Regions from separate parts of the Mus musculus genome. Here region 1 is linked to region 2. A link is a loop called in an ENCODE intact Hi-C map of the cell type or tissue named here. Cell type or tissue: gastrocnemius. All regions are shown on one strand. Links, peaks and the distances in the headings refer to the core of each region. The heading gives the core; the rest is flanking DNA. Region 1 holds the start of Erbb2 (erb-b2 receptor tyrosine kinase 2). Region 2 holds the start of Ppp1r1b (protein phosphatase 1, regulatory inhibitor subunit 1B).

The links. Hi-C counts contacts between places; a loop is a spot of excess contacts. Peaks named below come from ENCODE experiments on the same cell type or tissue, not always from the same donor. Only the 100,000 strongest peaks of a DNase experiment are listed, where the experiment ranks them.
Region 1: it touches region 2 in a loop (2.0-fold over the local background); 3 of 42 quality-filtered maps call a loop at or near these places.

What each region holds. Positions count from the first base shown.
Region 1 is chr11:98,401,459-98,416,186 of GRCm38, reverse strand. Erbb2 (erb-b2 receptor tyrosine kinase 2) reads right to left here and starts at 3,703. Exons shown (of 27, transcript NM_001003817.1): 1 at 3,452-3,703. The coding sequence starts at 3,524. In gastrocnemius, for the core only: no CTCF peak of the experiment used is centred there; DNase peaks (open chromatin) are centred at 3,626 and 6,560; H3K4me3 peaks cover 1,030 bases; H3K27ac peaks cover 1,075 bases.
Region 2 is chr11:98,346,875-98,361,602 of GRCm38, reverse strand. Ppp1r1b (protein phosphatase 1, regulatory inhibitor subunit 1B) reads right to left here and starts at 13,197. Exons shown (of 7, transcript NM_144828.2): 1 at 12,429-13,197; 2 at 10,974-11,034; 3 at 10,696-10,718; 4 at 10,262-10,337; 5 at 6,094-6,276; 6 at 4,656-4,778; 7 at 3,807-4,570. The coding sequence starts at 12,509. The coding sequence ends at 4,533. It overlaps Stard3 (START domain containing 3), which reads right to left and starts at 3,235. Exons shown (of 15, transcript NM_021547.3): 1 at 3,095-3,235. It overlaps 1700003D09Rik (RIKEN cDNA 1700003D09 gene), which reads left to right and starts at 3,320. Exons shown (of 3, transcript NR_045477.1): 1 at 3,320-3,366; 2 at 6,116-6,180; 3 at 9,609-10,885. In gastrocnemius, for the core only: no CTCF peak of the experiment used is centred there; DNase peaks (open chromatin) are centred at 2,993, 3,245, 3,931 and 5,689; H3K4me3 peaks cover 1,753 bases; H3K27ac peaks cover 2,156 bases.

The DNA.
Region 1 (14,728 bases), core at 3,459-11,458, 53 kb before region 2:
CTCTTGGGCTACAGGGAGGATATGCTCAGACCACCAGGGCAGAAGCTAAATAAGACTGATCTCTAAGCCCAGCAGCATCGACTGTGACTTAGTTGGCTCCATCGGTGAATATTTACTGACCTCAATTTGGTGGCAAGAACTCTCACTCCCCTCGGAGGGCCCTGGGCATTAAAGGAGAGGAGGAAGAGAAACACTCTGTAAACACAGGGAAGCTTTGTAAACAGACCTGCAGCAACCTAAACAGCAGCTTTAATGACTCTAACCACTGCTGAGGACAGAGGTTCCCTGCACATCCTCTCTGCCTGACTGGTGGCCTAGCAGATCACAGAACTGTCACTCCCTGAGGCCACGGAGGGAGAGCTCTCCACAGGGGACAGGAAAGGGACTCTCTTTCTGAATCAGTCTTTCACTCTAGGGCAAACACACCTTCCCGGAGCCCTCCTCTGCCCTTGCTCCACTAGTTTCCACTTTACCTGCCCACATCATTCCCATGAGCCTGTATGTCCTAGTGATCTCTGCACCTTCCGGCCCTCCATCCCTGGCACTGCAGAGGGCCCAAGAGAAAGGCCAGCATGTGCTAGAGGCAAACTCAGCAGCCAGGAAGGCATCTCAGGCCCCTATCTTGAGGCACCTTCTCCAGCCTGGGATAGGGGCTAGGAAGACCATACTGAGTAAGAGAGGAACACTTTCCTGTGTGACTCCCTGGCCGGCCCAAGGCTTTTCTAGTCCGTTCCTGTTTGACAACTAAAACTCTGATCACCTCTAAATGCCCCCTTGATAAGTCTCTTCATCTCTCTGAGGTAGAGTGTGTGTGTGTGTGTGTGTGTGTGTGTGTGTGTGTGTGTGTGTGTGTGTGTGTTTCATCTGTGCACCTGCTTCACGGGACAGTGCAGAGAGAGAGCACAAAACCATCTATGGAAAATGATCTGGCATGTAAGAAGCAGAAAGAAGTTTTTAAAACGGGAGACAAGCACTTAGTGGGATCTGGGTAATTACAGGAGAAAAGAGAAAGCCTTTTCCATTTGATTTTGAGATGCAATATATTTCTCTCTTTTCTTGTTAGGGTTAATTTTACTTGATGTGTGTCTCTTGCCTGCCCTTGTGTCTGCACTAACACACATGCCTGGTGCCTGTGGAGGTCAGAATTAAGCATCCAATCTAGAATTGGAGTTATGAATGGTTGTGAGCCACCAGGTGAGAACTGGGAACTGAGCCCCAGGTCTTCTGCAAGAGGAATCTATTTAGTCCCCGTATGTATAACAAAAGGTAGGAAGGGCCTGGAGAGACTCAGACTAGAATTGAAATAGGAATGACCCCTGCCAAGTTAAAGACCTGTGTTTACTGCATTTCACAAAACCTTTAGTACTGAGGAACCCAGCAACAGCTTGATCCTCTGGGTCTCCCCAGATCTCCTTTCCCCTACACACCTGCCCAAGACCAGTTCTGGGGTCGAACCTGGAGCTAGAGGCAGCTGATGGTGCCCTGCCCTTTTAACCATTCCTGGCAAGGCAAACTCTGCCTTGTCCCTCTGCATCCAGCAGTGCATCTGAAGGGATGAAGGCTCAGCAGCCCTCCACTCCCTGTCTGGAGAGCAGACCCTTCAGATTCCAGCTCTACAGCACAGGGCCACTTCTGGTCAACTGCAGACCCTACCCAGCTCAGGTGAAGGGTCTAACCTCACTCTTCTGCACGGAAAGTCAGCAGGAAGGCTGGCCTCCTGAGAAACTGAAAGGAGACTCCATCCTGAAGAAGGCAAGGGGCATCTCCCAGTGTTTACAACAGATAGAGCCCAGTGCCTTGAGGAAGTTCCTAGAGAGGGCAGAGTTCATCCTGTGTCCCCAAGTCAGCAGAGAGACTGCTGTTTGGCAACAGAAACTGGGAGGAACACACAACCATCATAAAAACCTCAGACACACAGGGGTATCCCACAGTGAGCACAGCAGTGTGCTGTCAGGAACTGGGGCAGGAGAGGGGGGCAAGGGGGCACAGATGGTGATACTCCACCAGCCTCCAGGCTCGCTGGCCTCTGGAGAGCACCTACTGTTTCCAGAACCTGTGTTCTGCATCTTCAATACAGCCCACTGATTACGGAAGCAGTGTCTCCGCACTGCTCAGCTAGACTCGTATTTATGTGAATCATATATCATATCCTGTGGCTGGTCACATTGCCTGGGATCCACCAGTTACTCCAGGATACTTCATTTCCCCAGCCCAGGTTTCCCCCCTGGGACAAGGAGAAGGCTACTAATGTTTCCACTGTGGAGTTGTTCTTAGTACTGTAGAAGGAATGCATGCAAGCCACCACCCACGGAGCCTGGCAGAGCTGACCCACACGGGGTGACTGTCAGCTTTTACGCTCATGGTAGAACTGGACATATGGGTCAGTATACACACTGCTGGGTCACCCTCCCAGCCCCCAACACGAAGATAAAGGCAAGAAAACAACCCAGCTCTCTGTCTACCCCTAGCTGACCTTACTCCTTTTCGGTGCCCTCCCCCCGCCCCCAAATGCCCAGGAACCCTTTCCAGTTTATTGTATGGAAGCCGGGAAAACACAAGACCACCCTTCAAGATCCGAGCCTTCCCGGAATCCCAAAGCACACAGTACTTAAGCTGGCTCTAAGGAAATTTGTTCAAAACAGGGCTGTGGAGTGTGCAGCACTGTGATAGAGGGCTTGCCTAACACGGGCGAGACTGGGATGGAGGGTAGGGGTGTTCCATCCCCAGCACAGAAGAGAGAGAGAGAGAGAGAGAGAGAGAGAGAGAGAGAGAGAGAGAGAGAGAGAGAGAGAGAGAATGAGAGAGAACTGTTGCAAACAAATGCCTGCCCCTCCTCCTGCTCCCCCATATCCCAGACACTATCGATAGGCAACTCAACTGCGGAGCCGCCACTCGGTCCTCCCTGCTCGACAGGATGGGTTACTTTCCCCACCGCCCCCTCCACGGCGACCCCACTGGAAGCTGGAGTAACTTACTAAACCCAAAGGGCCAGAGGGGGTGGGAAGGGGGAGGGGAGGGGCAGAGGGGACCCCGAAGGCATCCTGCCCAGTCCGGTCCGGAGGCGGAGGCTGCCAACTGGAAGAGCTCTGAGAAAGCGTGAGGGGGGCTCGAAAGGGGGGAAGCAGGCGCACGCACGCACAGCGCTTCACACACCCTCCGGAGGAAAACTTTCCGACTAGTTTCAGAGAACTTTCCCAAGGAGTTCCCGGAGTCTCCTGGAGCCCGGGAGGCTCCGGTGTAGCGAGAAGGGGCCGGTCCGGACCTCCAGTGTGGTTCTCCGAGTGACTGTCCCATCCCCAACTGCTCCGATCTCCTCCGGGCCGCGGCGCCGGTAGCCGGAATCGTCCCAACGTCCCGGACCGCCCGGCCGTGGAGCTCTCGGGGCCCCGCGGCTCCGGCCGCCCGTGGGCGCAGCCGTAGCGGCCCGAGCCCTCCCCAAGCCAAGACCCACCTTGGGTACCCGCGGCTCCGGGGGACAGGAGGGCGAGGAGGAACCCCCAACGGCACCAGGCCGCCAGCTCCATGATGATCACTGCGGCTCCGGCCCCATGGCTCAGGCTGGACCAGGCTGCGGGCGCGGGGCGCGGCGAGGGCAGGCACAGGCGCGGCGCCGGAAGGGGCCGCCTGGGAAGGGGCGCTCCTGGGCTCCGGGTCCCCAGCGGCGGGCAATCTCAGCTCCACAACTTCACGCCGCACTTCCTCGAGCAGCCCTCCTCCTCCGCCTCCTCCGCCGCCGGTGATTGGGAGCCGCGCGCTCCCGGCTCGCCCCCCCACCCCTCCAACTGCATTCCAGCAAGACTGGGAGTGGCTGCTCCCAGCTTCACTTTCTCCCTCCCGGCGCAGGCCTGGGTGCGTCGCGCCCTGTGCCCTGACGCCTCGCTTGCTTGCTTGCAGTTCTCACCCACTTCCTAAAAGCAGGGCATCTCTTTACCCCTCTTTGCAGTCTTGGGTGGGTTTTATCTTGGATACTCTTGGAACGTTTGCATCACACTCTTAATACCAGATAAATGGTTTGTCGCCACATCCTCAGGTAAAATCAGCCTGGGAAGGGAATGTGTTATGTCTAACTGGTGACTTCCAAGACTCTCTGGGATATCAATTCTGTCCTTTTGGGTATCTCCTGCCTGATCTTAAAGGAACCCACAGAACTAGGAGAAGCGAGTCACATCGGGAGCCCTCTGTTCATCCTTGGAAGAACAGCTTCTCCTGTTTCTTTCTCTTTTTAAGACTTATTTTTATTTCAAATTATGTGTGGTCATATATGGGTTTTGGGGGGTGTCACATAAGTGCTGTTGCCCACAGAGGTCAGAAGAGGAAGTGGGAATCCCCCAGAGCTGGAGTTACAGGGTGCCGCCCACCCACTTTGGTGCTGGAAACAGAACTTGGGTCCTCTGCAAGAGCAGCACAGGCTCTCAACTGCTTAGCCATCTCTCCAACCCCATGCCCACTTCGTTCTGACTTTACCCAGTTCTCAGTTTCATTCATCGTCCTCTCTCTCCCTGTCCTTTTCGCCTGCCAGTTTACCCCTGAAGTACCTAGATATCACTCCTGAAGCCTGGTAACAGGTGAGAAAGGAAACAAAGGTATGCCTTTGGTTGGAAACTCCAAGAACACATTGCAAGAGACATGTTTACCAGGATGAATTGCCCGTCGTTTATCTGAAATTCAAATTGAACTTCATTACGTCCTTCTTCTTTATCTGCTACATCTGATGATGGTACTTGGAATGTTCCAGTAAAGAACACACCTGTGCTGGTCAAGATGCAATCAGAGGCATCTTTGGGGGAGAGAAATGAAGGGTGGCCCTCTCTTAATCTACTTTCATTGAACTGAAACTCAGTTTCAGGCAGACACTTCCACGCTAGGGGCCAAAGAACATGGGACTCTGGTATCTAGAAGACCTGAGTTCGTATCTTCCCTCTATCACATTCTGGCAGTGAGACCTTAGGCAAGTGACTGACGATCTCTGGGTCTTGTTTTACAAATCTGTAAGACTGTGTGTGCTAGGGGCTAAAGGAGAAGACACTCTAGAAGCACTCAGCAGTGTAGTGCTTGACACATAATAACTGCTCAGTAAATGATCCCAGATTTAGCCATTCTGGGGCAGATGGGGTGTTTGTGGGGATCAATTTGAGGTACTCAAAGAGAAAGAATACAACATTATAAATCACACCACCACACCCAGAAGTAGAACAAGAGGGCTGAGCCTGTGTTTTGGTGATAATGTATTTGCCTAGCATTGGGGCAGGGAAGAGGGGACAGGAAGGAATTTGAATAGAGAGAAAAAAATGTATGTGCATCATATGTAATAAGAATCACATGTGGTGACATATATATATATGTATATATTATGTATGCATCTATAATATATAATATTATATAATATACATATTAGGTGATGATATCCAATGATTTACTCATTGATCATTGTCAGGAATGTTCAACACATACATGTGACAAAGCAGCCCCTCTGATTAGCTGTCCCTATTTTCAGCTGGGGATGATGGCTCACCACTAGAATCCCAACACTTGGGAAGTTGAGGAGAGGGGTTGGGGATTTGAGGTCAAAAATCTTAATAACAAAATGAAATACACACACCTATTTGAGATTATGAAAATCAAGAGTCAAAAAGATTAAGACATTTGCTGCCCAGGATGTCTTAAGGCAATGGGAATATCTGAGCCCTAGCAAAACCCAGTTCTTACCCTGGCCACATCTTCCAGCCCCTGAGCTAATCTCTGTGTCCCTCAGAGCTGCAACTTCTCAGCTCTCCTGAGATGATATACTAACCTGGCTCTCAGAGCCATTGCTGGCTGTATCCTGGCATGCTAAGACCCTAAAGGTCAGATCAAAGGTGTCCCTTCTCCCCCAGCCCTGCCCCTCTCCTGCTTTCCTTTAGCGCAGCTGAGAGAGAGCTGTTAAGGATGGCCTCAGCGGTTGAACTGCAACTGTATCGCTCTGCAGGCACATCCCTCCTCTCAGGACTCCGAAGTCCCAAGTGTTGTATCATTATTCTTCATTTTGCAGACCAGGCACCCTGAAATTCTAAGCCAGTGGTTCTCATCCTTCCTAATGCTGGGACCCTGTAATACAGTCCCTCATGTAGTCTTCATTGCTGCTTCGTAACTGTAAACTTTGCTGCTGTTATGAATCGCAATGTTAATAGTTTTAGAAAGAGAGGAGTGTCTGATAGGTCGCGACCCACAGATTGAGAACCTCTGTCCTAAGCGGTAACTGCAACTTTCTGAAGTCATACAGCTGAGTCTGGAACTAAGCCAAGAAAGCTCTGGCTTCAACATTATCTTCAAGCAAGGGGTCCATGAACCACCCTTCTCCCTAGACCACTATAGGGGAGCAGAAGTGGCTCCTCCATCCATCAACCACCCGGGTCCCACCATCTGCAAAAAAAAAAAAAAAAAAAAAAAAAAAAAAACCTCCTCCTCCTCTCTCCCTCTTTCCTGCAAGTAAGCCCACGTACTGGGCATCCCAGACCCCTGGAAGAAGCACAGCACTGTAGACAATGCTCAGCCCTAGTGGGCTGCATGGAGGGCGGGGCCTGGGTGCTGAGCCGGCAAGGGAGGGGGAGGAGGAGGAGGAGCTGGGGTCAGAACTCACACCCTGGGGAGGAGGCTCCGGAGGGCTGAACCTCCCCGAGAGAAAGAGTGCATTCAGAGCCTGGAAGGAAAAGGAAAAACCTTCTCTGGTGTTTGACAAGGGGAGAGGAAGGGGGGCGGGAGGAGGGGGGGCGATGCCGTTTGGATTCTCTACTCAACTGTCGCTTTAGCAAGGCCTGCCAGGAAAGCCAAGGAAAGAGGATGTTTGGGGACAAAGACTGAAGGGGGAGGCTGGGGAGGAAAGGGGGGGTGGGCATTGGAGGTTGAGAGTTCGTGAGACAAGCCCAGTGAGGGAACTTCGAAGACAGAGAGGGAAGAGGGGTTGACTATACTCCGGGCCTGAGCAGCAGAAAAGAGGCTGTGGAGGAGAGCATTGGCATCGAAGGCACAAGAAGGGGCTCTGGACGCTGGAGGTGACCTCTAAGGGTCACCAGGCCAGGGTCTGAAACCAGTGGCCTGTGAAGTGCCAGTCAATCATTGACCAGCCTGGGGGGCACAGAAGGTGATGGTGTGTGTGTGTGTGTGTGTGTGTTTGCGACCGTGCAAGCCTCCCTTCTGCCTACCTCAAGTCAGAGCATTGAAAACAAACAGAGCAAGGGAGGAGACAGTCTTGTCCACAGTCCGAGGTCCACGCCACAATCTTGGGCCTACTAAGGAAGGAGCTTTGAGACCTGGGTGTAGCTTACAAGGGAAGCGTCTATATGGGAGTCCCCTCAGTAGGCAGAAGGCCTCTCTGGCGCCAAAGGAGACTAGTCCAGATACTTGTGATATTTTGTTCCTAAAGATGGCCTTTTTTAGCTTGGTGGTTGTGGTGCACGCCTTTAATCCCAGCACTTGGGAGGCAGAGGCAGGTGGATCTCTATGAGTTCGAGGCCAGCCTGGTCTACAGAGTGATTCCAAACAGCCAGTGCTACACAGAGAAACCCTGTCTCAAAAAAACAAAACAAAACAAAAGAATGACCAAAAAAAGGTGTTTGTTGGGGCTGGTGAGATGGCTCAGCAGGTAAGAGTACTGACTACTCTTCCAAAGGTCCTGAGTTCAAATCCCAGCAACCACATGGTGGCTTACAACTACCCATAAGTGAGATCTGACACCCTCTTCTGCTGCATCTGAAGTCAGCTACAGTGTACTTATGTATAATAATAAATAAATTTTAAAAAAAAGGTGTTTGTTTCTTTGTTTCTTTCTTTCACAACAGAGTCTCACTATGTAGCTCTGGTTGTCCCAGAATTCTCTCTGTAGACCTGGCTGGCCTCAAACTCACAGAGATCCTCAGTGGGAGGGTAAAGACTTGTCTGACACTGTGCTCATGAATGCTGGCCTTTTTAAAACAAGGGGAAGCAGGGCTTGGTGGCCCATGCCTTTAATCCCAGCACTCGGGAGGTAGAGGCAGGCGGATTTCTGAGTTCAAGGCCAGCCTGGTCTACAAAGTGAGTTCCAGGACAGCCAGGGCTACACAGAGAAAACCCTGTCTCAAAAAAACCAAAAAACAAAACAAAAGAACAGGGGGAACCTAACCATGAGGACTGATCTTTAGCCCACCCAGGTTTAGCCCTAATCTCAAGGACGGTGCTCACCAATTTCTGGCTGGGCTGATCCTGGGCCTGCCGGTACCTCCTGCATTCAGCCATGCAGGGCCAAGGTTCTAGAATTCCTTTTATCTCTCAAAGCTTCTTTAGAACAAAAATGAACTTCTGACAGTGAAACCATGTCTAAAAAAAAAAAAAAAAATCAAATCCTGAAGACTCACCAGGATTTTATGCACAGAATGCTTCCAGAATGCTGCTTCTGTTTCTGTGGAGATAGGATTTTGTTATGGCATCCAATCTGGCCTTGAACTCCTGAACTCAAGCCATCTCCACTTCCCAGGTGGCCAGCTGGTATCTGTAGCCACCCCTGGCTTCCCATTGGTATTTTGGGATTGAGAGCTTAAACTCCCTTGCTTGTCTCCCAGGGGCCTCACCGAGGCATTCCTCCCTCCGGTTTGGGGTCCCTTGTTTTGCTGAGGGGTGTCCCAAACTACACTGTGCCTCTTAGTCCTTTGAGGCCCTAGGTTTACCTCCCCAGGCACTAGAGTTCAGAGCACTGGGTGTGGATGAGAGCCCTGCCTTTGGAAAGAGAGGGCACATGGCAATCCCAAGGTCCTTCTTCAGTGATCTAGTTTCATGTTGCTGTCTGAGCCCACCTTGTTGTGTCTGCTCTTTGCCTTTTACAGGCAATCTTCTCCTCCTCCCTCCTTCAGTTCTGAGGATAGAGCCCAGGGCCTCACGCTTAGGACAAACGCTCTATCTCTGAGGTATATCCTCACTCTCTAGTTTTGAAACAGAATCTCTCAAAATTGCCAAGGATGGACTTGAACTCACCCTGATAGCCCAGGCAGGCCTTGAACGTGCGAACCCCCTGCCACAGGTTCGGGACTAGCCAGGGTCTGTCCTAACTTAAAGCAAAAGAAAATGACGCAAAAGTGCAATCTGCTGTCTAGGTGAAGGTTGGGTGGAAAGTCATTAGGTAATGTAATGGTAACCTAACTGGGAGGGAGGGGTGGGGAGGTGGAGAAGCCTACTTTGGGGTGGGGCTAGAGAACACCGTTTTAAAGGGGTGAGGTAAAACCTGTCTGACCAAAAAGAAGCAACCCTATGCTCCTGGGCCAGGCCAGATAGTTCTAGACTGAGGAACAGTGAGTGCAAAGGCCCCAAGGCAGGAACAAGTTTGGCATCCTGGAAAAGCAGTGAAGGCTCCCAGGAGACAGGGATGTCCTGAGCTTGAGGCAATGACACACAGCGGTCAGGCCTTGGGGTCTCCTGGGTCCCTCGAGGCTTCAGGCAAGGGAAAGCCATGGAGTCCTGGAGCGAACCCATGATCTGATCTCTGCTTAAAGACTATTTGGCTGCTGGACTAAAGAAAACAAAAACAAAAACAAAAAACGACTGTAGGAGCCAAGCGACTGGTGGTTTGGCCTCGGAGGAGAAAGGCAAGGGCTTAGACCAGCTGGTGGGAAAAGCAGAAAGGGGACTCATAGATTTTTATTTATTTGTTTAGTTAATTAGTTAGTTAGTCAGTCTAGTTTAGTTTTAGAAGCAAGGTTTGTTGTCGTTGTTTTGTTTGTTTGGTTTTTTGGTGTTTTGGTTTTCGTTGTTGTTTTCTTCTTTAAAAAAGTATTTACTTGATTTTATTTTACGTGCACTGGTATTTTGCCTGCATGTATGTCTGTGTGAGCATCTTGGATCTCCTGGAACCAGAGTTACAGACAACTGTGAGCTGCCATGTGGGTGCTGGGAATTGAACCTGGGACCTCTGGAAGAGCAGCCAATGCTCTTAACCACTGAGCCATCTCTGCAGCTCCAGAGGCAGGATTTCTATGTATGGTAAAAAAAAAAAATGTTTTAATTTTTTAAAAAGTGAAAGAATACATATTTTCTTTTGTGCCAGGTGGAATGGTGGATACTCAGGAGGCAAAACAGCAAGTGGATCTCTGAGTTCAAGGCCAGCCTGTTTTATAGAGTTCCAGTCCAGCCATGACTGCTAGAGAGTCCCTATCTTCATAAGAAAGGTGTGTATGTGTGTGTGGCCTTTTCCTTTACTTCCATGTTTTTCTTCTTCTCCTCAAAGCCAGTAACTATCACTACTTATACATCTTTCTAAATATATTCTTTACTTTTTTTTTTAATTAATTTAGTTTTTTTTTTTTTTTTTTTTTTTTTGAGATAGTCTCACTGTGTAGCTGTGGCTGGCTTAGAATTCACAATGTAAACCAGCTTGGCTTTGAACACACTTCTATCCTTCTCTCCTCCCTGAACCCTCACATCTGGCCAGATGTACTTTTTAGAATAACAAACAATAGGCCCTCCTCTTTCTCTTCACTTGAGTGATGTATATACATCAGTGTGCCCATGTGTATTTTTTTTAATATTTATTTATTTATTTATTTATTTATTTATTATATATAAGTACACTGTAGCTGTCTTCAGACACTCCAGAAGAGGGCGTCAGATCTCTTTACGGATGGTTTTGTGCCACCATGTGGTTTCTGGGATTTGAACTCAGGACCTTTGGAAGAACAGTCAGTGTTCTTACCCGCTGAGCCATCTCACCAGCCCACCCATGTGTATTTTGCATTCTATACTTAACAGAACTATTATGAAGATCTTTCTGCATGTCAGTACATGACACTTACAGCCTATTGTTATGAATTTCTAGTCTCCATTCCATTCTAGATAGTACTTCTTCAACTGACAAAATTTGATAGATATTTGGTTTTTTGTTTTGGTTTTGGTTTTTTCCTTTTCATTCTTTTTGAGACAGGATCTCACTATGTAGCTGTGGTTGGCTGGTCTGGAACCTACTATGTAGACTAGGCTGGTATTGAATTACAGGGATCTGCCTGCCTCTGGTTCCTTCCAGAGTCTTGGGATTAAAGGTAAACACTGCCAGACCCAGCCTTCTACCTAGCCTTCTGGGTGGGTCTGGATAGCCATGGAAATGCTTGGTTATGTGGTATGTGTGCAATCCAGTGGAATTCGTGTACAGAGCGGTTGCACAGCATGCTATTAACTTAGCAGGGAAGTCCCCTTAGTCTTTAGTGTGACGTTCCTTCACTCATCTCCTTTCCCAAACCACAAACACCGTGCCTTCCTTGCTCAACACCATTCCCGAAGCCTTGTACTCATAAACAAGAAGCCCTTACTGTGAACTGGTTCCCCGTGTTTGCTCTGAGAACACAGCCAGCTTGCTTTGAGCCCTTGTCATACTGTGCCATTTGTTAAGTCTCTCCCTTCCCAGGACTCAGAACAGTTCTTTTGGAGGGTATAGGCAAGCCCTGGGGATTGAGCACATGACCTTAAATAAGTGCTGGCAGCCACTGTGTCCTCCATGGCTCAGTCCTGGAAACCTGACTGAGGTAATGAAGGAATGGAGAAAGGTCAGACACTCAGACACACTTAAGAGAGAAGCTGGGAGCCAGGCATGGTGGCGCATGCCTTTAATCCCAGCACTTGGGAGGCAGAGGCAGGAGGATTTCTGAGTTCAAGGCCAGCCTGGTTTACAGAGTGAGTTCCAGGACAGCCAGAGGTATACCGAAAAACCCTGTCATGAAAAAAAAGAAGAAGAAGAAGAAGAAGAAGAAGAAGAAGAAGAAGAAGAAGAAGAAGAAGAAGAAGAAGAAGAAGAGGAAGAAGAAGAAGAAGAAGAGGAAGAAGAAGAAGAAGAAGAAGAAGAAGAAGAAGAAGAAGAAGAAGAAGAAGAAGAAGAGGAAGAAGAAGAAGAAGAAGAAGAAGAAGAAGAAGAAGAAGAAGAAGAAGAAGAAGAAGAAGAAGAAGAAGAAGAAGAAGAAGAAGAAGAAGAAGAAGAAGAAGAAGAAGAAGAAGGGAGAAGCTGGGATCAGACGGGCTGTGCTTGCTCTGGTGATGGGCATGAGCATACAGAACCGGAGCTCAGTGTGTTTGCTGTGTACTGCAGGGGAAGTGGGACTTATTCTGTCTCTGCAGAAGGCCTCTGTAGGGGGCAATCTCAGGTTGCAGGCGCCTGAGAGGAGGAAGCTACCAGTTGCTAGTTTTTGCACACACTGCTCAGTCAGTTATAAACACTAGGATTTTGATCAGAGAAAAGCTTTGCCATTCCTCTGTGCCTCGTGGGAAGGAAGGCGTCGGAGGCATTGTTGTGTCATGTGAACAACACACATTTGCTCGGAACGTTCTTGGCTTCCTCGGCTCCCCACAAGCAACCAGTTCAGTTCATCTTTCCTTCCTTCACTAGTATAGTGGCTGCTATATCCCAGGGCTCCATAAGGCCGAATTGAAATAATGAGTTCATGATGTTCCATCCTGTGGGTTCACACCGAGAACCAAATATAAATTTGAAAGCAGGTTAAGCCAATAGAATGCAATACGAAAGGGGGCTCTGAGCTGGAGACCAGAGAAAGGGAGGACACCAGGTAATTGTTAGCAGGGAAAACATCCGAGAGCTGTCCCAGGAGACGGCATCCTGCCAAAAGACATAAAACCCCAGGGAGAGATGGCTTCCTCAGTGGGTAAGGACCTGCTGCCAAGAGTGACCACTTGAGTTTGATCTCTGGGACTCATGAGGTGGAAGGAGGCAAGTCCCACAGGTTGTCCTCTGACCACAGCATAACTGTGGCATGGGTATGCCCCGCCCCCTTCCACAGAAATAAAGAAAATGTACAATTAATCGATTAATTATTTTAAAGTAAATAAGGTGAAAATAACAACAAGTAGCTCATACAGCAAATGGACTGCTCCGGTTTCATTAAACAGCGCTCAGGCATGATCACACTGGTCAGAACGGGATTCAGGGTCTTGTAAATGGAAACAAAGAAGCAGAACAAGAGAAAAAAAAAATCCTGACTGGGAAGTGGGCAGGAGAAAACAGGACAAGAGAAAAGCAGCTCCGAATCCCTTCTTAGTTTTTGTCCCCAGGATCAACCCAGGGCCTAGACAGTGTAAGCACCTCCGACCTCTGTTTCCTCCAGGTCTAGAAAGGATCAAAACAGAGAGAGTGCTTAACTAAGATGTCGAAGGCAGACCCAGACCTTCTGTTTTTGGTAGCAACTGGTTTCCTTTGGGATCTACCTTCTCTACATGTTCAGTTTGACTTTATGTAGCCTTTAGCATGAGCCACTCCCTGTTGCCTTGCTCTGGTTTCTCAGGGCCTCCTGCAGCTGCTCAGTTCAAACAATGGCCTCCCATAAAAGATACATCCTCAGAATAATAAAGACCAAAAAAAAAAAAAAAAAAAGGTAAAGGGCTGGCTGTAATATTAGGATTTGATTGTGTGTCTCTCATCAGCTACTGGGGACCACAGTGCCTGCTTTTTCATTTTAGTTTTCTTTGTTGTTGGGTTGTTTTGTTTTGGTGTGTGTGTGTGTGTGTGTGTGTGTGTGTGTAAGTCTGGTACTCAAAGAGATCCCCCTGCTTCTGCCCTTTTAATGCTGGGATTAAAGGTGTGTGTGACCCCACCTGGCTTGCTTTCTCATTTCAATTTCCCAGAGTGAACTGAGGTGGCCAATGCCTATACTCCCGCATTTAGGAGGCAGAGGCAGGACGATTCTAATTTGGAGACCACTCTGGGCTATACATTAAGACCTTATCTCCACAAAAACCAGTAATTTCCTCATCCCTATCAACTGGATGGTCCACTTCAAAGACAGTACTTACGTTATATTTAGCTGGAAGAAGTGTCATTCACAGAAGATTCAGGGTGAATGATATACCCTTGAGCTCTTCGCTGGTTAAATGAAGGTAATTCCATAGTACTTCTTGCTCATCCACCTTCGATTTAGTAATCCTTAAATCCTACCCCACAACCCTAATTCCCTCTCCAGGATGTAAAGAGAGAATTACCATGAACAAAAACAATGGGGGGGGGGGCGGGGAGGAGGGGAGGGAGGCAGGATTTAGTTACATGACATCAAAGCTACAGAAAGATTTGGGTGCTGGTGGTTGGGCACAGAGATGGGGGTGACTGAAGCAAGTGTCTCGATCAAGGTATATGTGTCTACATGCAATGCCTGAAAAGACAGGAAAAAGTTCTTCCATCCCCTGGAGCTGGATTTGCAAATGACCCTGAGCTGCCTCTGTGGATGCTAGGAACTGAGCTCTAGTCCTCTGCAGGAACAACATTCATTCTTCACTGATAAGCCACCTCCCCAGCCCCTGAGAGTGCAGTGTGTGTGAGTGTGTGTGTGTGTGTGTGTGTGTGTGTGTGTGTGTGCTGCAGCACACTTGATGTCAGAGGACAACTCTGTGGAGAGGATTCTCTTTTCCCACCTTTATTGAGTTCTGGGAATCGAGTTCAGTGAAGAGCCTTCACTCACAGGTGGCTAGCCCACCCAGACAGTTTTAAGTTGTTCATTTACTTAAAGAAGGAAAGAAAGAGAGAGAGAGAGAGAGAGAGAGAGAGAGAGAGAGAGGGAGGGAGGGAGGGAGGGAGGAAGGAAGGAAGGAAGGAAGGAAGGAAGGAAGGAAGGAAGGAAGGAAGAAGGATCTCAAAGTGTCTCCCATGGAAAGCAAAGTTCTACTTTAGTGCCAGAGGTGAGCAGGACAAGAAAGGACTCCATCCCATCGGGGAAAGACAAGCCACTACATAGTATCCATCCAG
Region 2 (14,728 bases), core at 2,298-10,297:
TGGCTTCAGGCTCCCTGGCCACATACATACCCACAGAGGGCTTGTGAAGGTCCCCGGCCCTGGGGAAGTAGAAGTTTGAAGAGAGACAGGGCACATGGCAGCAGTGAGAAACATGAGTGCAAACACAAAGTGGTTTCCATTTCCCCTTTCCTTAGGGCTAAGTAGGAAGAGGAGAGTCAGGCTAGCACAGGAACTGGCCACTCCTTCCTAGACTCGGTTCTGACCACACAGTAACTGGAGAGCCCACCACATGTGCCAGGCTTGCTCAGCCCCTGCCCCCACCCTGCCCTTCTAGGATGCCCTGAGCTCAGTGACTCCGTGACCTCTGGCCCACTCAGGGGCTGTGAATCAGACTCTACTCCATTCTTTAGTGATCCTGGGTCAAAACTGAGGCTGAGGAAGTCAAGTCCCCAGAGTCACTCTGGAAAGGGCCGGCCCCTCTGAGAGCTGTGAGCTCTCTCATGAAAAGGCCTGGGCGCACAGGCTCCTCCCGGGCCCAGCTCTGGCCAGACAAAAGCCTACATTTGCCGCACTCCAGCCAGAAAACATTCAGAGGAGCACACAGCTAACAAAATGGCATGCTATTCATTGTCCTGTCCGCTGATGTGCCAGCTGCTCGCTTGGATGCTGGAACAGAGGCAGTGCCTGGGACATGGCTATGCATCTGAAATTAAGCTACCCGTCTTTAAATCTCTACTGAGTGACTTGAACCAACCTCCCCCAAGGCTCAGCTTCCTCATCTGCAGAGAGGAGGCAAAAGGCACCAGCATTCAACAGGATGAGAGGAGCCAGCCAGCCACGGGATTTCTGGTCTTAACCCACACTGCGACCTTCCAGTGATCCCAGGTGTGCAAGAGCTCAGCTAAGAGCAGGACACAGGAGAACCTGCAGTGTGACAGACTCTGGCTTAGTCTATCGGGGTCACTGGGTCTAGTGAGAAAGACTGACATAAATCCATGCTGGCCGGATGTGACGAGCGCTTTCAGAAATGTATTCACAAGGGCCCATGTCTCCCAGAAAAAGACGCATGGGGCCTGAGCTACAGTGAGGGGGAGGGAAGCACAGGGTGGAGGGACCTTCGGAGGCTCAGGAGAATCACTCAGGTGGAGGGAAGGGAGATGGGCACTCATGATTGCAAAAGAACAGCAAAGGACTGAAGGACTGTTCATGGTCAAGAACTAATGTTCTACTACTACTGGGCTAACCCCAACCCCACCCAATCACTCCCATTGCCTTGTTTGTTTGTTTGTTTGTTTGTTTCCCAAGACAGGGTTTCTCTGTGTAGCTCTGGCCATCCTAGAACTCTGTAGACCAGGTTAGACCCACCTACCTCTGCCTCCCAGGTGCTGAGATTAAAAGTGTGTGCCACCAGTGTGCCAAGATGGTTTTTGGTTTGGTTTGGTTTGTTTGTTTGTTTTCCCGGCAGTGCTGGAAACAAAACCACAAAGGCTGGATCTTTTCCACTCCTGAATAGCATTCCACTCAGTAGGTCCAGATCCTGTTCCCGGTGAGTCCAGGATTTCACCTTAGGACCCAGGGACAGAATGAGAAGCGAGCCACACCAAGCATTCTCACGCAGCCGATGAAATTAACTCATAACCAGCAAGCCAGAGTGCTCTTACACAGGACATGCTAACTAACGTGTGTTCATTAGGCACTCATAGGCCTGGTCCCTTGATGCATACACTACACAGTACTTCATTCATTCTCACATCTATACAAGGTAGGCACATTACTATCTCCATCTTCCAAAAGAGGAAAGGAAGATACTGACTTCATCAAGGTCTCAAAACAATATCAAAACTCAAGCAGGCTGGTGCATGGGTCTATATGTCAGCTATGACACTAAGAGTGTTCAGAGGACACAGATGGGCAGGGCGGCCAGCCTTTGAGATGGAGGTGGGCAGTGTGGAGATGGTGCTCTCTGAGCAGGACTCCTGAAGGATACATCAGGAGGAGGCCCAGCAGATCAGAGAGGAAAGAGGTGCTGCTATATACACGAAGAACCCTATGTGAGCCAGGCACATCTTACAGTAAACAAGCACACAGTCGTTTCCCCACAGGCAATGGGAAGCAAGCAAGTGACATAACCAGACTCGTGATATAAAAGTCTGCAAGAGCTAGATTCTGAAGACTTGCCTGCAAGCAATTAGGACCACAAGCTGCTGGAAATGTCCAGAGACACGTCAACAAGGGTAGTGACAGAGAAGGTTCAGGGAGTTAGCTATACTGGCACCTCTGAGCAAACAGGGTTAAAAGATGTTAAGGCAATTCCGGAGTTTTTCTCCTGGATAAGACAAGAGTGGAAGGATAAATTTACAGAGAAAAGATCAGCTCACGTTTGAAACCTGTGAGATCATCCCAAAGTGAAGGTATCCCATAGGCATAATTGACAGGCAGCTAATTTGGAGCCCAGGAAGGGGATGTGCTGCTATCGTCCATCTGAATATTCAGTGAACGTGAACTTGATGCGACAACAGTGGATGAGGCCATCCAGGATCAATGCACAGTGAGGCGGGTTGGGCCAGCGTGAACGTAAAGAGATTCTTCTGCCCTCTTGTCAGAGAGGTAAGAGGAAAAATCAGGAAATATTGGGGAGTCAAAGGGTGGAAGTATGTCAGGAATGAAAGCCAACAGTAGCAAGCACTTCTGAGAAGAGTTTAAAGAGCCTTCTTTCTGATATCGTTGGGAAGCTATGCGTGGATGTTTCCAACGGAAGTTGTGGGAAACAGCGGGTGGCAGAGAGGCAGCCGATTAGTATGTTTTTCCCTGAGTCTGGCCCCTTCCCACACCCAATTCTGTCCCCCATAATACTTAGATACCGACTCCTTGCCTCTCCTCTTACTATAAAGAAGGCTTAGGAAAGCGGCCGCAGACGTCCTCCGGACCCTCTCGGGTAAAGACCAAGACACCCCCTCCCCAGCCCTGCGCGCGCAGCAGCGAGTGGAGAGGAAGGGGGCGGAACCCGGAGCGCGAGGGGTGTGGGCTGGGTCGGACCGAACCAAAGACGGACACCGGGCAGGAAAGCGGGATCCGTCGGGTAGAGACAGCTCTTGTACCACCGCCCGGTGCCTGCGACCGCCGCACAACCCACCTGCTTCATGTCACCACGGCCCCCACTCTTCCTGCCTCAGCCGCAGTCCCGCTCCACGGCCTGGCAACTCCTCAGAGCGGAAGGAGAGCTCCCGGCGGCGCTACTTCCGCCGCTGAGCCCGTCCCCCCCGAGCCCGCCCCCAAAGCCAACCCGCCCCCCCGAGCCCGCCCCCAAAGCCAATCGGGATTCGTGTGACCCTGAAGCTCCGCCCCGGTCCGCCCCTCTCTCGGAGACGAGGTCCGGAAGCGGAGCCACAACCGAAGTTAAACTGTGTAAGACCGTGCAGGAGCAAGGGATAAAACCCCAGGGTGTCTTGGTTATTAGATCATACAGGCCTGACACTGTGGAGTGAAGGGGAACTGTGTGAGGGCCGATTTGTGAGCACAAGTCCCTTGGAGAAATCCATTTTTCGTTTTTGAGACGTTCTCAGGTTGGCCACGAACTCAGCCTTCCAAGTTCTGAGATTACTGACGCGCAGCACCACATCCATCACACATATTTAAAGGACCTTTGTTCTCCCCTGGCTTTTAGCCATCTCCCTCAGGAGCTAGTATGTCTGCCATGCGTATAGCCTGCAGGAAAGGCTCCTTCCTGGGAAGGGCTGGACACGAGAGGCAAGATCCTGACCCTAAGATAACCACCATTTTTCCTGTCAGAACATACCATTACTTCCCGGTCTCTCCTCCCTCCCCTGAAAGAGGAGTCTCAGGACAATTATTTACAAAGATTTATTACAGCGTAGGAGGGGTTCAGGCCTAGAGTAAGGGAAGAAGGGGAAGGGAACCAAGTTGCTGGAGGACAAGGAGAACCAGGCTCCCCCCACTGTGTGGCCCCCTAAGGACAGATAGTAAGTGCATTCCTGGCACCAAAGCACAAACAAAACGCAGCAAGCAGCCTCTGCCAGTCCATCTTGCAGGCACCCAGCAGGAATGGGATACTAAGGGAGGGACATGTTGAGGCTCTGCAAAGAATGCGTGAGACCTGAGCCCTGGTTGAAGTCTATGAGAGGGTTGGGGACTCAACGCCCACCACTGGTAGGGGAAGGAGGAGATCTCAGGGCACCTGTAGGCTCTCAGTACCTCCTTTCCCCAGATCTTAGGACCTGCCCTGTGGGTCTCCTGTGCCCAGGGGAGAGAATCTGGAGAGGGAGGGGACTTGTGGAGAATAAATGGTTGTTTATGGCCTTCTGGGGTTTCCAGTGTGGGCTCTCTCACCTCCCTACTCCCACCGGGTAAATAGAAGAATGACTGGCAGGGAAAGGCATTGGGGACTCTGGGCTTCAGCCAAAGCAAACAGAGACCAGCCTTAGTCTTCTAAAAGTCAGAAGCCGCAGCCCTAGCAGGTGAAAGACAGGGTACAAAGGAGGGTGGGGACAGAGTGGGTTTCTGGGGAACACTTCCTCCTGGGAGATACAGGGCTCTGAGCTTATGTGCCAGGCTCAGGGGGGGCTGGGATGCTGAGGTTCCTCTCCAGGCTCTGAAAGACAAATAAAGAGGACTCAAGGCCAGGCTTGGCCCATGAGGTTCCCACCCACCTCCCCAGCCCACACTCCAAAGCTCACCACTTAGTGTTGCTCTGCCTTCCACTTGGTCCTCAGAGTTTCCATCTCTCTGGGGCTCATCCAGAGGAGGTGGGCGCTCCCAGGGCCCCTCCAGACCCCGGCCACAAGTAGGCTTCTGCCCCACTGAAAGAGAGGGCATACATACATAGGCTGAGTGCCCCTCTGGTGCTCTCTGATGGCTTGAGGTTGAGCTTCTGAGACATCCATTGCTGCATAACGGGCAGAACACTGGCCTGGACTTCTGTCCCCGTGATTGTAACTTAGTTCATGGGCACTTTTCCAAAGGAAATATTATGTAAGAAGATCGGTGTAGATTACCTTAGATAATACCTTCTGGGAAGCTGGGTGTGGAGGCTTACACTAAAAATGCAGCCATCAGGAGGCTGAAGCAGGAGGATTGCTTTGAATTCAAGGTCATTGATTAAGATTGAGGTGCACTGTTAAGATTCGGGCCAACCTGGATTGCAGAATGAGATCCTATACTCTCAAGAGGCCCAGAACTGGTCTCCAGAGTTATTCCGGAATTCGGGAAATTGATGTTGTTCCTTGAGGGTCCGGTCATGTGACTCAGGGCCCCCTTCTCCTTCCTGAGGGAGTCGCTTTCATTCATCTCCCATCTGTTCTCAGGTGGGGGTGGGGGCTCAGAAGGAGCTCACTGACACCTCACAGCCAGAGATGCAAGAAGGAGACCCAAGGCTTTTTTGTCTGAGCCCAAGAGCTGAATGGGAGCGGGAGACTGTGTGTCATTCCCATAAAAAAAAAAAAAAAAAAACAGGTCCAAAAAGTTTAATGTGCACCAGGCTAAACAGATGAAGCACAGCCTTTGGTGGCCAGGAGTGGAAGACACAACCATGAGAGGGAGTGAGGTCATTCTGCCTAGTTGTCTAGTGCTGGGGCATCTCCTGGGGATTTCTTTCTGGCTCTGCAGCTTCCTGTGTAGGTTTTAGGCGCCTTATCTCCAGGCTGCTGCGGTTAAAGTAGAGGTGCAGACCAGACTGGCTCTTAAATCGTCAATTCTACATCTGGACACTAGAGGGCACTCTCCCACCCTATCCTAGGAAGGAAAAGACATTCTCAGGGGTCCTGGAGAGGGCAAATCAGCCAGCCTCCTTCAGCACAGCAGAGAGCGCATGCTAGGTTCAGAAATGCATGAAAGGAAATGTTAGGCTTTCTCTCGATCTATGAACCTCCTCACAATTGGCTTCCATGGATAGACAGTTCCTTTTTGGGTCTAGCCTCGGTTGTCCTGTGTCTCGCCTTAGTTTTTAGAAAGGGATGAACGGTGGGGAAAACCTAATCAGGCGACAGGTTAACCAAGACTGAGGGGTGCCTGGTCTCAGAAGCTGGCCGCAGAAGGACATCGCAGGATCCTTCTGGAAGAGCCACCACACCTGACCCACGGTAGCAGGAACCACAGACCACAGCCCCTTCAGCTTACCAGTGCCCCTGCTGCCTTTCAGGACCTCCGCCTGGCTGTCTTCTTCTTCGTCCTCCTCTTCATCCTCATCCTCCTCATCATCCTCCTGTGGGTACCCAAGCTCCCGAAGCTCCCCTAACTCATCCTCTTCCTCCGAGGCCTGGTTCTCACTCAAGTTGCTAATGGTCTGCAGGTGCTGCACAGCTGGCGGAGGGGACGGGGGGGGGGGGGGGACAAGGGTCAACCAAGATGAAGGAGCAGCTCATGCATGCCACTGAGGCAGAGGTGCTGCCCTAAGGGGCCCAAGTCCAATGGTGAAAGGCCACCATCCACTCTACAGAGGGTGGACATCAAACCAAGGTAGGAGCCACAGGCGTACATTTTTAATCACATTAGCTCTTAAGCTGTTCCGAGAACGCTGCCCCCCCCCCCAAGACGGGCACCAGAAAACTCCCCTGCACCACAGGACACCTGTCTGGGCAAGACCAGGCCAGCACAGCAACAGCTTAGCATTCTCTGGCCAGGGAGCTTCCATAACCAGGTGCCCAGTACTGGAAAGTGTTTCCCAGCAGCATTAACCCCAGGCAGAAGGTGTCAGGCCTATAGACCGGAGCCATTTTTCCTGATATTGTTCACAATGATCCATTTTGCTGTGGCCTCTCTGACCCAGACTGTCCAGCATTAGATACCAGTCTGCACCTCTTTCCCAGGCTCCCCGGGCAGGAACAGCCTGAGGGCGCAGCACTCTGCGGGCCCCCCCACCCCCCGTAAAGTCCCGGCTGGGCAAGTGGACTGTTCAGATGCAGCCCTCACAGTCGTGACCCATATCCCTAATCTCCCAGCTCCCTCTGCGGTGACCCAGAAAGCAGCAACACCCCACCACCACCACCACGAAGACCTGCTCAGATGCAGCCGAGGAAAGGAACAGTGTGGGCGGCTTCCCAAAGACGCAAGGCGGGGAGGGAACAAGGACGGGCTGGGGGTTCTGGGGATTGTCAGGGTTTGAAAGAACAGTACTGGGTTAAGGCTGGGGTGCTGGGGGGACTGGGGATGTAGCGTTTGCAGGGCCCTGGGTTTTGTTCCTAGCAGAAGCCTGGAATCACAGCATCCAGAAAGTAGAGGCAAGAAGATCAGGAATAGAAATGCATCCTCAGCAGTGGATGAAACCTAGTGAGGTCTAGTCTATCCTGGGCTACATAAACAAGCCCCTCAAACAAAACTAAAGACTAGAGCAGGGTCAGCAAGGGGCCAGGGACTATCAGGATTTTAGAGTAGGTGAGACACTAGGGCCACTGCCCCCAGACTAGACTCTGCAGTGGCCAGTGGTTCTGGGCTACTTAATCCAACAGCGGCCCCTCCCCTTTGCAGCCCAGGGGGTAGGCTGGAAACCTCCCATGCAGTGAGCAGGGCCATGCACTCCTGCCAACTCAGGGACAGGCACAGAGGGTGCATTGTGTGTGCCCAATGCCCCGCCCTGCCCCCAGCTTCCAACCTACCTCTTCCCGCTGCCTGTGGGTAAGCTACCCAGGCAATAAAATCTCAATAAATTGCCCTGCCCTGGCCTTGGGGACCCGGCAAAGTTTCACCTTGAGCCAACCCAGAGAGCTCTGACCTGACCTCAAAGCACCCACACCCACCCCACTGCTCCCCTGAGGCTTAGTGCTGTCCACCCTTCCTGGAGGGCTCTTGAATCCTGCCCTACAAAACTCAAGCCCTGCCAGACACTTGCCCTTACCCAGAAAGGGCTAAGCTTGCCAAATAGAACCATCTCGGTGCAGAAGGGCCTCTGGGCTGGGGGAGAGGTGGCGGCAGGCAGTCGGGGGAGGAGAGTTATTTAGTTCGTGATCCAAGGTGCTGGCAGGTGTGTGCAGTGCCTCTGCTCCCCCTCTCCCTCCCCCACCCCGTGAGCTCCTGCTGGCATTACTCAGTGTCTCGTGCCTCCCTGGGCCTTCAAGAATCTTTCCCTACAACACTGTCTCCTTCTTTTACCTCTCCATTTCTAGGACCTTAAAATCCCCCTACCCCAAGTCTTCCTTGTTAAGATTCAAGAACCCAGAAGGGGGGGTGGTGGCCTTACACGCCTTTAATCCCAGCACTTGGGAGGCAGAGGCAGGCAGATCTCAGAGTTTGAGGCCAGCCTGGTCTACAGAGTGAGTTCCTGGACAGCCAGGGGTACACAGAGAAACCCTGTCTCAGAAAAAAAAAAGAGTCAAGAACCCCAGTACAGCCTGACTCCTTCCCACCATCCCTGTGTTTCTCTACTCAGATGCTATAGACACAGCCCAGAGAGGCTGGAGTAGACAGATCTTTGGTCAACTTTTGGTACACAAGAAATTTCCTGGCCCTAAACTCCTCCCTTAGCCCACTTCCTAAGTATACAGCCAAAGCCAGGGAGGGCTGAACTGAAAGTGTAGCTCAGCGTTATAGTGTGTGCTTAGTGTGTAAGACCCGGCTTCCATCCCTAACACCTCCCCTGAAAGGACATGGGATGGTGGTCCCCCTCATATTCACCCAGCCTAGGATGGAGAAGACGCACATTGTCTTAAGACAGACTCTCATTATGTACCTTGAGTCAGCCTCAAACTCACTGAGCACAACCTCAAACTTCTGACCGTCCCGACTCTGCCTCCTGAGTGGAGGCTTACAGGCGCGTCAGCACACTTGGTTAACGTGGTGCTGGTACTGGGAGCCAGGGTCTCACGTGTGCTATGCACACACTCCACGCCCCAGTCTCAAGGCCAAGTTCTTGTACTCCTGGGTAACACGCCACTTGTCTTCATGCCCACTCTAAGCCCTTCTACACGTCCCTCCGGGAAGTCCTTGCCCGCTGCCACTCGCTGTAGCTTCCTTCCTTCATGTTCCTGTCTTGGGAGAAGAAGAACACCAACTCTTCTCTGCAGTCCTCCCTGCTTCTCTCCTGTGCTCCCAGGCGTGGCAGGAAGGCTGACAGGTGCATGTGTTGACCTTGGCTGCTGGAAAGCCACATTAAACCCATCCACCTGGGGAACTCTCAGCACACTATTGCTGCCTTCCAGCCCCAGGAGAAGGGACAAGCCCGGCAAGAAAGGCCTAGGTTGGGGGTGGGGTGGGGTGTGGCAGGCCACTGGCACCTAGTTAGGAAGAGGCCTTTGGCTCACTCAGTGCACCTGCTCTTCCTTCAGGTGTGTCTCCCCCAGCTCCCTGGCCAGAAATCAAGTCTCCAGCTGTCCTTAAAACCTGGCTTCACGCCGCCAGCCCCTCTGCGCGCCCCATTTCTTCACCTGTCTTTTCTGGCCCGTTGATTCCCTAAGCCTTAGCGCTGTCTCTCCTGCAAACTCTCCCTGACCCTCAGAAGCAAAGGACCCCAGAGGCCAGGGACTGAATCACTCAGTTTTCATTTCTGTATGAGACATACTCTTGCTGCATTGCCCTAGCTAGCCTGGCATTCACTGTGCGGCCCAGGCTCATGTCCATAGCCATCTTCCTGTCTCTGCCTCCTAAGGGCAGGGGTTGCAGGTGTGAGCCATCAAGTGACTTTGTTTTGGTTTTGTTTTCAGGTATTCTTGTTTTGCTTTTTGAGACGGGGGACTTGCTGTGCAACTCTGGCTGGCCTGGCACCCTCTCTATAGACCAGTTTGGCCTTGAACTCATGAAAACGACCTGTCTCCTAAATGCTGAGCTAACACAGAGCTTTGCACCACCATACTGACTTATCTAAAAATCGCTTTAACCCAAGGCATGTCAATCGAATGCTCTACCACTGAGCTACCCTGTGAGCCTCCGAATCTTCATCTTATTTCACCCATCGCCCACCCATGAGACCTGGCAATATGAGACAGGAGTGATACCTTTTAACCCAGACAGAAAAGTGGATGCAGGAGCCCAGCATGAAGACCTGCACACTGGAGTGGAGCCGTGGGGCCAGAGGGGAAGGCAGGCAGCAAGCATGGCCCAGCAGAGACACCATCAGAGTCTCTCATCTCAAGGCTTACTGTCCTGTGGGGCTACCCAGCTCCCCGCTTCAACCCTTCAACCTACTGTTAAGACCCTAGCTGCCCTCTCCCTGCCTCTGGAAACCTAAAAAGGAACTATTCTCCCAAGTCAGGCAGAAAGGGTTGGTGGCAGTCCTTCCCAGCTGACAGTTCCTCTTCCTCCCCCACGTGCAGAGTTCCAGGAGACCATAAGACAGATGGAGGGGTGGGATTAGTACCTTTCAGTGATGGGGGCGTATAGGCACAGGGGTTGGGTCTCTTCGACTTTGGGTGGTGCCCCTCTCCAGAGGTTCTCTACAGGAAAGAAGCAGTTGAAACAGGCTCCCCAGATACCCTTCCCTTTCCGCTCCCTCCAGTGGGACAACTGACTTGGACAGCTGACAGAGCACAGGACACCTAGGACAACTAGGCAAAGCCCCACCCCCATTAGCAGAAGCCTGACTCAGAGCAGGACCCTCTCTTGGTCGTGGACACCCCACATCAGCCCCGCCCCACTAAGAGAGAGGGTGACACTAGAACAGGATCTTTCCGGGAAAATGCAGTTGACATGCCAATATGTCCTGTGGTGGCCTAGGTTGGCTCTGCAGATATCAGTCTACCACACCCCAGAGGGCCCAGCTAAGTGTCCTTCCAGCTGCCCCAGGAAACTCACCTGATGTGGAGAGGCCTCCTCCTCTGAGAAAGGCCATCAGGCATACAGCAACCATGATCAAGGAGGAAGAGAAAAAGAATAAGGTTACTTTCCCCAAAGCCTCAGTCTCTGGGACGGCAAAAGTGTGCCCTTCCCTCCTGGTGCCAACAGGTGCCAAGAAAATAAACCAACCCAGCTGTGTTGGCATTCCAGGCCTCCATTCTCCAGCCTGACCCTCTCTCGTGGGAGCACTTAGAAAGGCCCCAGAATTGGGGTAGGGAGCAGGGAATGGACCCTACCTGGTGAGGAGTGCTCTGAGACCCGGAAAAGCATGGCAGGGGTTGGTCTCCGGCGCCGGATCTAGAGAGATGGAGGAAGGAAGGACAGGATAAATGCCCTATAGGGGCACCTCACCATCGCACTCAGCCAGCTGGGAGCTGGGCTTTGGAGTCCTCAGGGAGCCTGAGAATCAAAGGCAGCTAGAGCTCACTCGGCTCATGCAATCGCTTTATTTTACGGGGATTAAAAGTCCGGGAATTAGAGAGGTTCAGCAAAGTGCCCAAGGTCACACAGCACACTTGATCCAAAGGACTAGAAAAACCATCCCTGGACTCCTAGTCCAGAGAGCCACACTCCACAGCTACTGTAGAACTTTCTCTAGACACCAAAGCTGGTGTCAACTCCTACAGCCAGCTTAAGCACTCCAAGGGAGCTACCTATGGCCCTACCCACCAAAGGTCAGCTCAAGGACTTCAAAGCAGCTGGACTCAGCTGCAAAGGAAGTCTGAGCCCAGTACCGCAGGCACCCCTACCCTCACCTGAAGCTCGAGTGGGGGCCTTAACTCCAGACACTGAGGGGTCTGCTGGGGTCTCTGGAGGTTAGAGTCTTTCTCAAGCTGTAGAATTTATCACCCAGTTCTCATGGGAAAAAAAAATGTAAAATTGCTCTCCTTGGCCACCCTAGCTTGGCAATCAGACCAACTGTCAGTTAATTAGGTCCCCTTGACGCTCCAGGGAAATAGAGAGAGGACCAGGTAATTGAGGCTGGAGCGGCTGCTGCCAAAGGCTGCTTAGGCCCAGGCTTCAGCCCACCCCAACCAAGCACCCCAAGACCAAGACATGCTTTGCCCACTTTTTACTGCTCTCCCTCTTCAGAGCCATTGGCATCTCAGCAACAAGTGTCCTTGCTAGGTCGAGGAGAACAGACCTCTGCCTCCGACACTCTCCCTCACACCTTTGTAGGTCTCCCAACCCTCAAGGAAGAGATGTCAGCTCACTCCCTGGGGTTGCAGTTCCAGGTCTTGAGAGCAGAGAGTAGTCAGAATAACGTTCTGGGGACACCCCACCACCACCAACAACTAGGCCTATAGGGTGAGACTGTGGCCCTCTAGACCATGAGTGGTTGAAGTGACAGCCTCAGACGCCAGAGCTGTTTGTATCTGTCCATGGGATACCACCAGGGTGATGGGGTCTCTGCGGGGAATAAATGACTAGCCTAGCGGGGCTATATAAGAGCCAAAAGGGCAGTCCCGAGAACTGATTGATAGTCTCCGGACGCTCACTGCAGGAATTCTCCCGCCCAAGATAGGCTTAAAGGTCCGGAGAAAAGTTGCTAGGAGTCTCCGGCGAACTTCCAGTCCTGTGGGGCGCCCCATTGCAGTCCAGGCTGGATCCAACATGGGACGGGACGGACTGTGCTGGGGTGGGGGAATATGTGTTGGGGGTGATACGTGGATGGGGCGCGGCCCCCTTACCATCTCCACCTGTCGGGGGTCGAGCTGGCTCGGGGGCGCGGGCACAGAGAACTGAATCTTCTTGCGGTCCTTGGGGTCCATGGCGGGCGGCTGAGCGTTCTTGGGGTGTCTGGCTGAGCCCTGCTCGGCTGTCCGGAGCTGCGGGTGGCGCGTGCTGCGCGGAGGAGGAGGAGGAGCACTGTCCCCGCACCCAGGAAAATCCCGCGCTCCACGAGGAGAACGCGCGACGGTCGGGAGGACTGAACAGCGGGGCTCGCCTGCAGCGCCGGGCTCAGCGTCCCCAGGTCAGAGCTCAGGATCCCCGCGCCTTAGCTGCGCGCCACCGGTTTGGGGCGCGGGGCTCTGGCTGCCGGCCTGAGCTATCTCGGCGGGCTGCCCTCGGCCTTGCTCTACCAGCTTCTGTCTATCCCCCACTCTGCCTTCTTCCTCTCCGCGCCTCTGCCGCTACTGGCTGCACCCCACAGGTCCCAACCCTGGGGTCCCAGCCCGTCCTCTCTGCCAGGGACTGGCGCCCAGGCGTTTGGAGGGAGGGCTTAGGGGAAAGCGGCCAATGAGCATCGAGAAGCGTGTTCTCCCGGGCTGGGAGGAGGGTGCGGAGTGGGAGCCAGGGCTAGGGGAGCGGCCCGGGGGCCCCCTGCAGTATCCCCAGAACTCGGCGTTGTATTATTAATGAAGTCCAGCGGTGACGCTAAGGGGAGGGGGCAGGGGCAGCTGCAGCCGGGACTCTGGCTTTAACCTCTTCGCCCACCCCCCCTCGGGACGTGGACTTTTAAGGGAGGCCCGTGAGGTCGAGAAGAGAGTGCCAGCATGTCACGCTGTGAATGGGGGTGTCCTAGAAAGCGAGTGTGAGAGAGGTGTGCGTGGGAGGACACCTGTCAGTCATCATCGTGGTAGGGAGTATGTGCAAGTGAATGCTAGAGGCCTGGAGTGCTGTAGCTGGGGAGGGTGGGGGTCGGTGCGGTGTGAGCGTGTGAGTCTATGTAAGTGTGTCAGAGTGTCAAAGATGCGGGTGTGAGTGGCAGCGTGTGGGAGGACTGCGTGTGTGCGGGGGAGGGTGTGGGTGTGGAGGAGGATGTCAGAGACTGTCAAGGTGATGGGCAGGCGGGTGCCAGCTTGCGGGGGGGGGGGTGGTATGCAGGAGAGGGGCTTGAGGCTGTGAATGTGAGAGCAAATTCCGGGGGGGGGGGGGAATGAGTCCCTGCCACAATGTACCCAGCATTCACGTGTCTCTTGCCTTTTCTCCGCAGCTACTGGGGGAGGGGACAGAATCAGCCCAGGGGCAGGGTTGGGGGGCTGCCTTCCCCGTACACGTGCTATCACATGTGTGGGCTTGGTGCGTTGGGGAACAGAGCTGGGGGTGTGTGATCATTCTGAGGTGCCAGTCTCTTCTACAGAGGTGTGTGTGTGTGTGTGTGTGTGTGTGTGTGATGGAGAAGAGGGGCTACTTTGTGGGTTAAGTACCCTTGTTTATCTGTCCAAGCCCTTGAGTCTCTCCGCAGGAGCTGGCACTACCCTCTCTGAGGCTGGCGAGGACTGAGTGCCTCTCTGTAGTGCCCAGAAGGGGTGTGTGTGTGGACCTGTGCCTGTCTGTGCCCTCCTGGGGTTCTGTTTGTGTTGGCTGTCCTCTCTTCTGGTCACTCTTAGGCCAGGAACAGCAGGAGCCCTCCCCACCACACCCGTAACTCCACAGGCAACTTTTCCACTCCTAGCCGGGCACTCTGGCCCCAGGGGTAGACTGAGAGGCCAATGGAGTCTTATGGAAATGAGGTCAGGGGCATGCTGTTCTGCCCCAGACTCAGTGCCCTCTGGGGGAAGAGAGAGAGAGAGAGAGAGAGAGAGAGAGAGAGAGAGAGAGAGAGAGAGAGAGAGAGAGCGCATCAGGGGCCAAGCTTTGCTCTTGGGAATAGGATGTTCTGGTGGACAGGCTCCATGTCCTCCAGCCTAGGCCTGGCCACAGTTTGTTGACTTACATATTTTCTGGGGTGCTGTCCCTGGACATGGGCATCTCTGCCAGTTCCTAGCTTGGCCCAGGACCCCTCTTCCAGATGGGGTGTGGTGAGGAATGGCAAAACCCAGCCTGTTGTTATGTTGGGAGGATCAAGAGAGTCGCTGGGCAGCCTTTAGGTCAAAGTGGGGGTAGGAGGCTGGAGTTCCCCTGCGCTGGGGTCGCTGTGAAAGGGTATGTGGTGGGTAAAGGAGGCAGAGGACAGGGATGAGGCTGCGACCCCCAATGGTACCTCAGTGCCCATTAGAAATTTCTGGGAACCACTGGTTTGTCCTAAACAACCAGGAAGGATTCT